2 separate regions of the Homo sapiens genome follow, and region 2 is linked to region 1. A link is a loop called in an ENCODE intact Hi-C map of the cell type or tissue named here. Cell type or tissue: IMR-90. All regions are shown on one strand. Links, peaks and the distances in the headings refer to the core of each region. The heading gives the core; the rest is flanking DNA. Region 1 has its middle 13 kb from the start of MIR8068. Region 2 has its middle 270 kb from the start of LINC02742.

Evidence for each region. Hi-C counts contacts between places; a loop is a spot of excess contacts. Peaks named below come from ENCODE experiments on the same cell type or tissue, not always from the same donor. Only the 100,000 strongest peaks of a DNase experiment are listed, where the experiment ranks them.
Region 2: it touches region 1 in a loop (11-fold over the local background); 1 of 110 quality-filtered maps calls a loop at or near these places.

Annotation. Positions count from the first base shown.
Region 1 is chr11:28,462,149-28,466,556 of GRCh38, forward strand. It overlaps a transcript of METTL15 not described here. Among named protein-coding and RNA genes, the nearest start is that of MIR8068, 13 kb to the right of the region's middle. In IMR-90, for the core only: a CTCF peak has its summit at 1,751 (motif pointing right); DNase peaks (open chromatin) are centred at 1,893 and 2,303; H3K27ac peaks cover 3,403 bases.
Region 2 is chr11:29,171,932-29,176,339 of GRCh38, forward strand. No RefSeq gene overlaps it. Among named protein-coding and RNA genes, the nearest start is that of LINC02742, 270 kb to the left of the region's middle. In IMR-90, for the core only: no CTCF peak of the experiment used is centred there; a DNase peak (open chromatin) is centred at 1,920; H3K27ac peaks cover 3,478 bases.

The DNA.
Region 1 (4,408 bases), core at 240-4,239:
TTAGGGCCAGAGAAGGGCTTGACGTAGAAATACTTCCATATCTGACCTAATACTTTAATAATGAATTGGAATTTTCCAGAAATGAAGAAAGGGTGTTATGGGAATAAGGAAGAGTATGGGCAAATACAAGAAGAATGGAAGTGTAGGACATGCTATAGAAACTGTTCAGCTTCTTATGGTCCTGGAATCTAGGAGGTGTGAGTAAAAGAGGACTGGGAGGAGACTGGAAGGTAATGTATCAGTTAGAATTCTCTGGTTACAAGCAACAGAAACTGAAGAAATAGGCCAACCACACATACACATACACACACATCTGCAAGCATACACGCTTACACACACACACACACACACACACACACACACACACACACAGAATTTATTGTAAGAACTTGGTGCTACTCAGAATTATAGGAAATACTGAAGAGCCAGGATACAAAAAATACAGGAAGTGGGCCTGAGAAACTGATGGTGGTCTCTTCAGGCAGCCTCATGGGATGAATTATGTTCAGTGAGTTCCTTTAAACACCAAAGACCAGTGGGATAGCATCTGAATGGTCCAACTTGGATTCCTATAGGCTTAGAGAGAACAAAATCCCTTGATAGAGACTCCTATCAAGCTGTAACAATGGGAGAAAGGGTTCCCAAATCAAACTTGGTTGCTGTTACCCAAATAGTTAGGAAAAGTTATTGGTAAGGAAAATAACAAATGTCCATTACAAGTAAGATAGTGCCAATTTATGAAGGGTTCTGTATGTAAGCTGAGACTTTTGAAACATATTTTAGAGGCAGAATCAACAAGACTTCATGGCCCATTGTTTGTTGGGGGAATGACAAGGGAAGAGTCCAAGAAAATGACAGAATTTTTTCTCAGATGAATACATGGATAATGAAACCTGTAACTGAGACAGGTGTTAGAGGAGGGTGACAAGTCTGTTATGAAAAGCTAGACATATATTTAGGGTGAAGATGTATCACAGATATGTAAACATAGTTTTAAAATACATATATATCACATCTACCTACAAATAAGTCTGAAAATTTCCAGAACAATTCCATGCAGTTTTATTAAACATATGGTAATCCATACATGTCTTATCCAAAAAGTACTGGTCAAGAGCCTCTCTTATTTAGAATACCACCCAAAACAAGAAATGAAGTCAAAAGGACCTCTGCATGTCAAAATGGGTATCATAGAACCTATGCTACAAAAACATTTTAGTCACAAGAAATCCCCTCAAGATCTCTCAGGGACAAATTTTACTTTAGAATGATTATAATAATTATAAGTAACTACTTAGCTTATAGAAGATTAGGAGCAGCAAATTATAAATGAATGTGAAAGTGGGACATGCTGATAACTGCTTAAAATGATAACCTTATATTAAAGAAGGAAAAAATACAAAGTTTCGAAGATTGAAGGGCTCTAAGTCATATGATTCTGAAACTGCATAGCATGAGGAAAACATTCTTATGCAGATAACGACTCCATGAGGCCACTGTATTTATCAGGATAGGTTGGTTATACTGTATTAACAAGCAATACCAAAATCCCAGGGACTTAGTACCACAAAAGATGATTTCTTATGCAAAGACTACCTCTGGTCTCGGTGGCTCCTGTGGGTTACTAAACTCCACATGGAAGCTCATTAATTTATGCTACTGCATATGTAGCACCTGATTCTCAACATGTTCATCACTGAATGTCATAGCAGGGGAAAAGTAACATGGGTACTTCTACCACTGGGTGGAACTAAACACAACCCTGTCAGAGTGAAGGCAAGTGTAATCCTTCCTCATGTCAGAAACAAAATAAAGCTAGAGATGAGTGGGCATAGGGAGCTTTCCCGCAGTCATTCCTGCGCTATGACCTAGGGTGATGATTTAATTTTACAACAATGCTGGCGTCATCTCAGCAAAGTTGAATCGTGTTTGATTACATTTTACCTTAGAAGAAAGGAAAGAATATAAAGTGTTTATTTCACTTCAGTTGTGGTAAGATGCAGAAAGCCTTAGTTCATGTAACACTATCATCATGTGTTTACATAAGGCCTTCTAATGCATTCTACAAAAGTTTCTACCAATAATGGTGAAAATAGCTAAAAATATATATATCATATGAATGGGAAGGCTTCCATTACCTAGTACAGGGGCTGGCAAACTTTTTCTGAAAAAAGCCAAATAGTAAATATTTTTGGCTTTGTGGGCCATACAGTCTCTGTTTCAACTACTCTGTTTCAACTTGCCTAGAGCAGTGTGGAAAGCAGTCACAGAGAGTATGTAAACAAATGAGTGTGGTTGTGTTCCAGTAAAATGTGATTTAGAAAAATGTATGGCAGGCTGAATTTGACCCAAGGGTCATAGTTTACCATCTCCAATCTAGAAAATTCACTTGTGGTCATCTCTGTAGAAACCCTAGGGCTCTCCAGGGAACCTTTTGAAAACTGTGAAACAGATGATATGTGAATCCTTCCTAAATCTATCTTTCTGCTCCAGCCAAAATAGTCTATTTTCTGTTCCTCAAATGCTGTCGTATGCCTGTGCTTTATCTACATTCTATGCTTCTAAGTTCTGCTCCTTCTTTGGGGATCAGATTAAGTTCTACTACCTCTTTTAGGTTTCCCCTAAAGGCTCAGATCACCAATGAGAACTATTTCCTCTAAACTCCAATCTACTTGGCTCAGATGTCTCTTTGCCTTATACAAAAAGATAAGTGCTATATTTCCTGTTGGATTTGAAGTTAGGCAAGAACAATGTCTTGGATTTAATTTAATTTCCTAACACAAAAGAGATGCCCCTTCATCTTCCTTCTAATCACATACAAGCTTCTTGGAAGATCTGGTCACACTCACTCTATTTCCTTTTCTGCCTACTCATCTTTTTAGTATGATCTGGATCCTACCTTCACCAATACCCTAAGCCTCCTCTTAACACATGGCCAAGGAACTTGTGCTTGCCAATTTCCCCTTGGCATTTTCTTATGAGAAGTCGCCTATTTGCTCTTTCCTTATTCAGATAAGAAAGATTAAGTCTTTCAACGGTAATGACCACTTCCCTCTGAAATACACTCTTTCTTTTACTTCCTTGGTACCACACTCTCTTGAGTTTTCTTCTTCTTTCATTCAGTCTTTCTCAGTCTCCTTGCTCCTCTTACCCTTCTTGTCCTTTCAATGTTAATGATCTTTCAGGGGTCCTATGTCTTCTCCTTTTATTTTGTACATTTTTCCTGAGCAATATTATTACCTTTATTTCTTCAATTGACTTCCATATCCTGATGACCTCCAAATCTATTTTTCTTGCCTAGTTTCCCTTCTGACTTCCACACCTATAAACTAACTGCTTCTGAGACATCTCCACTTCGATAACTTAGAAGCCTCTCATACTCAAAATCTCTAAGGCTAAAACCCAAACCTGCTCTGCATCCTATCTTTTCTTTTTAGTGAATGGAGCCACCAGTTAATGGTTGCCAAATCAGAAACCTAGCAAGCAGGTGTTTTGCCTGTATCCCCCAGCCCCAGATGCCTCAGATAATTTGTGTGCCTCTCTTGATTCACTACTCATCTGTTTCTCTCCTGATTTATCCTATACTACAGCAAGATTCTCCTATTGACATTTTGGGCTAGATAATTCTTTGTTGTGGGGGCGCTCCTGTGCATTGTAGGATGTTTGGCAGCAACTACAAGCCAGTATCACCCACTCTCCACACTTGTAACCAAAAATAAATATTTCCAGGCATTGCCAAATGTCTTCTAAGAGGGCAAAATAGCCCCCAGTTGAGAATCACTGTTTTCAAACATCTTTACTCATTGATTACAGCTATATGGTAGGTATATGTTAATTCTTTCTTCCCCTTCTTTCCTGTATTAATTACAATTTTTTATTGCATGAGACAGAAACTTAGCTTGAGCTATCTTCAATTGAAGTCGGGGGGATCTTAAGGAACTCAAGAATATGAATTTGGCTGGGTCTCAGGAACAGCCAGGCCAACAACAATGTTGGCCAAACGCCATTTTGGGTCAGACATCTACACCTGAATCAATCTGCTGTGATTAGTATCAGAAGGCAGGATCTGGCATGGGAGTTTCTGCAGGAATCAGGTGGATAGATTGACGAACGGCCAAATTGGAAGACTGTTTTTAAAAGAAGGTGCCTGGCAGATATATAATAGGTTTCCACCAAAACTTTTCATAAGATAAACCTACAATAAAATAAATTCAGTTAATAAAGAGTTTGAAAACAGGATAGCTTCCTCGAGTGGAGAAACCTGTTTTCTTAAGTTGAATATTGGGGCCCAGCCCATCAGGCATCAGTTAACAAGAGAAGCACAGAAACCATGGCCACACCACAGCTCAGCCCATTCCACAAGATGTGTGGGAAGTGTTAGTGCAGTTCTCACAGTTAAGAAAGGCTT
Region 2 (4,408 bases), core at 277-4,276, 710 kb after region 1:
TGCCAAAGGTTGAAAAAATAATGCTAAAACAAAATGTTAATAGCAAAGTTTATGAGAAAAATTGCTGGGAACAAAAGTGGTTCAGCACTCATTTACCTCTGTTTCCATTCAACCATATTGAAATTAAAGCATTTTCAATTTCAGGCTTTGAAAATAATGGTATAAAAGGAAGTAGCTGCATTTTTGGGACTCAAGGTAATAGGATATTCAAATCTTTCTTTGGCCTCTACAGTTAAGGTGCACCTGTCTTTCAATATTGGTAGAGGATATATGATCAGAGAGCATTCAAAGCTTTTTAAATCCAAAGGAAGGACAGAGCAAGACGGACTTGAATGTGTAACCTTCAATTAGTCTAATTAAAGGAATAATAGTGACCATAAGGCATCATTAGAGCCACTGCAGCCCTAAGTTCACCTTCAGTTCCACGGATATTGGAGTCATCTCCTAAAGTTGTCCTATAAACTTTCAAAGGGAAAAATCGGGAAAAGAGAAATGAAATAGTTCTTACTATAGTCCAGACTTTCTTTTACACAATTTAGAGCTCTAATAGCCTGTTTGATGTAACCATCTTTAATTATAGGTACCTGAAATTGGGCACTTCTAAAACAGAACTTCTCATCTCCTTCTAATCTTTCTCTACCTCCCTTGTTCTCTTAAAATCATTGGCTCTGCTTCCGCAGCCAGGGCATTTGATGTCATTTTTTATACTAACCCCCTCTATATCCCATTCTTTCTATTTAAACCATATATAGAGTATCAGTTATATCTAGAGATTTTTTAAGATCCATTTCCCATATCTATCTCAATGGCCAATGTGTTAAATCCCATCCCTCATCATCTATCACTTGAAAAACTGCAACTACAACCAAATGCTCTGGGTGCAATTCAGTTTTCTAAATTGTCACAAATTTTTACTCCGTAAAACAAGGATGATTTTATCACCCTTTGGACAATATTTGCTACTGGATCTTTGTCTTTTGGATTAGACCTCACTTTTCTAATTAGCAGGGAAGGTCTTCTGCAATCGGGCACAGCACAAAAATCTGTCTCTGATAATGTTACATAATGATCAGCGAAGAACAGTGAACTGAGTCTTAAATACTAGAAACCACACATTTGCAGATTATTTTTGTTGTTTTTTAAATTATTTTTATTATACACAAGATTCATAAGTCTTTATCAAACACATAATCATCAGCCAACTGAACTGAGTCCCAGATACTAAGAATCAAGGATGTGCAGTTATTTTTATTTGGTGTTTTTTTTTTTTTAGTTTTTATTATAAAGACTAAAGTTCCATAGGTCTTTATAAGAAAACACAGAAAATTTGAACCAAAACAAAACCCCAAGAAGTCAGAGTGCAAAAGTTTACTCGTATAAATATTGGGTAACATTCACTTTTTAAAAGGATGTAAGGTCTGTATTAGTTGCCTCTGGTAGGTTGACTATCAAAGCATTTAGTTCATGTTTTTGTGTATCTATCAAGTGTTCTCAGTCTTTGTGGAATATATGCTTTTGTGGGTTAGAAAATATTTTAATTTCAATTGGTTATCTGGTAAGATTTTAACCAGACACAGGAAATTTCTATGTGTGCTATTTGATAATAAAAGAAAACTTCTTAGCTTTAGGGAATTATTTTACTTTAAAAATTGCTAGATAAAATATCACAAGAAAGAATAGTTTCTTGGCCTGCTTCTATGAAAACTTCTTTGGGTGAATACATTTGCAGAGACATATAAAAGCATTCATTAGAAGTGAATCATGGTGTACTTTCTTCAAATAATTTTCCATTCAAGTGACACTTAATTCATAGTTTATACATTCAGGGCCAATAACTACACAATCCACATTCCATAAGGAGTACCAAAAATGTATAAGATGCTCTAGGCTTCCTGAAAATCGAGCATATTATGTCTACACAGATGATAAGAAGAGGAGTGAAATGGTGAGATTGTCAGCATTCCTTTGATGTCTTTTAAACAAAGATCCTATTGAATGTTGACTCATTTTCACTCCATGTGATCTTATGGAAGAAAAATGTTGTTTGGGTCTTGAGATCTTAGGCATGCAATGAAACTAGATTTCATTCAAACACTTTTTTCATTTTTGTAGTGGAAATATTTTTATTCTTCAGATTTCAGCCTCATTAAATTTTCAAGCTACAAAGACACATAAATAGCATTCAGTGAATTTCTAACTGTATGACAGTCTCAATAATTTCAAGAGGTCTTCACTAATTTACTATTCTATGCAGTCAAAGTAGAAAATTTATCTCCTGTAAATTGTTTAACTGCTAATGCTGGATACCACTGAGGACAGCTATCTTCAATATGTTTTTAAATGCAGAAAACATATTTTCCTAAAAGAAATAAACAAGGACTCAATTACTCTGTAAAATTATTCATTTGCTGGGAAGTACCATCTTACCTCCATTCATATACCATTTAGAAAGTAGGTTTTTTATGTTTTTATTTTAATTGCTCTTCAGTTGGCCTGTTCAAATAGATTCTCCATTATGTAGGTATTCCCCTGAGATGGAAAGTTAAGTGTTTTGTTATATGTGTTTAAGTCTTTCAGGCTACCAGAAGGATAGCAAGAGTTTGGGAGAGCTGTTGAAGGAAAGGTTCTTTATGGTGGGGCTTATTTAAATTACAATAATTTTATTTTCTTGGGACTTCTTCAAGGACATGTCAGGTAGACTGAGAATTACACATCTGAAAAAAGAGAGACAGAAAATAGAAGAGTAAATATAGCAAATGAATATTCCCATGGAACAGAAGTATTGTTACATAATATTTGCAGATAATTTATTCTTAATATTTATCAAAAGTTTTCTGCTTAACAAGTGTGAGGTTTTGGTTTTCAACCCAACTATCTCTTCCATAATCCCACAGTTTTTTTAAAAAAGAATTATGAAGAAGAGGTAAGAAAGGCTGTTTCTTTCCCTTTAGACCTCTCCTGTCCCCAGACTTCATAGAATGAAGCCTACTTAAACTCCTTTTCGAATCTATAAGGGAACTGAGCACCTCTCTGACATTTCCTAGTGGAACAATGAGAAGAGCCTTTTCCCTCTGGACATCTGCACATGCATCTGAATGTATACAGAAGAGCCAAATATGCCATGTAATATTAATTACAGTGAGATGGGGAGGGAAATATTTCTAGTGATACTCCAAATAAGGCATAGAAACCCCAGCAACACTAACTACAATACGCCCTTGACAATACAGATATCAACAAACAATTTATAATATGTTGAAAAGGAAGCAATCTAGTGGATGATACCAATCATTAAATCTTCCCTAAACATTAAGTCAGGACAATTCCTTTATGAAATATTGTGGTGAGAAATACAGTGACCATGATGATAGTACAAACTACAGAATATACAAATACAATTCCAATAGATTCCATGAGATTCCAGAGGTCCTTAACAATGGTCACAGAGAGGAAATTATGAAAACTACTACTGATGGTCTGAACAAGAAGATGTTGCTGCTTGATTTTAAAGCCCTTTGTGTTAGACAACAAACTGTCGTCCATATCAGGCTTTTAGGATCAGGTTTCCCACAGCAAGAGCTGTTTGATCATAAGATGCAGCTTTAAACTTGCCATCTGTTGTCAGAACCAATCTCAACTGAAGCCGAAGTTTTTGTTTTTTACTTTTTATTTATTTTTCGTCAGTAGTACAGTGTACCTTGGTTCAGTCCATTCTTTTAAACTCAGATAAATTTGAGTTTGGCTATCAGACTTGGAACTCACTGCTTGCTTTGTTTTGAGTAATTTACTTGTCCATACTGAGTTATGGCTTTTTCATCAGTCAAGTGGAGATGGATGGCAACTCTCTTAGGGATTTTGGAAAGAGTAAACCTAATTCCTGAACAGCAGTAGTAATGACAATTCTGCATCAGTTATCTTTATCTAGAGCAAATCTTCTACTCAAATATGAAAGTTGGGATATCACCTCACTTCTGAGCTCTAAGCCATACTTCAATACTTATAAATGGTCTTGTTCCATGGTTTTTACCCGTATGAACCTGTTTTGCTGATTTGCTTCGGACCTGGATTCCTTAGTATATGGAACCCATCCTTTAACTAGAAGTTCCTTGTTAGAACTAGACCTCAAACTATGACATGCCTTATCTAGAATTCCCTTAAGTAGAAGACAGCAAGGCAATAGCCCTGATGAGTTGCTGCATATAAGCTTTCCTATGTGCTGACCTAACCTACTGTTCTAAGATGGTTCCTGATAACTCATATGAATTGTGCCTAGTTATTGCTGTGTTTCTTGGGCACTAGACTTTGTCTGCCAGCAGAAACTCTTGCTTAACTCCTCTTGTTTGGCCAATTCCCCCAGAATCTGTCCTTTCTGGTGAGTAGGTTTAATTTCAGGGCTACTCTCTAGGCC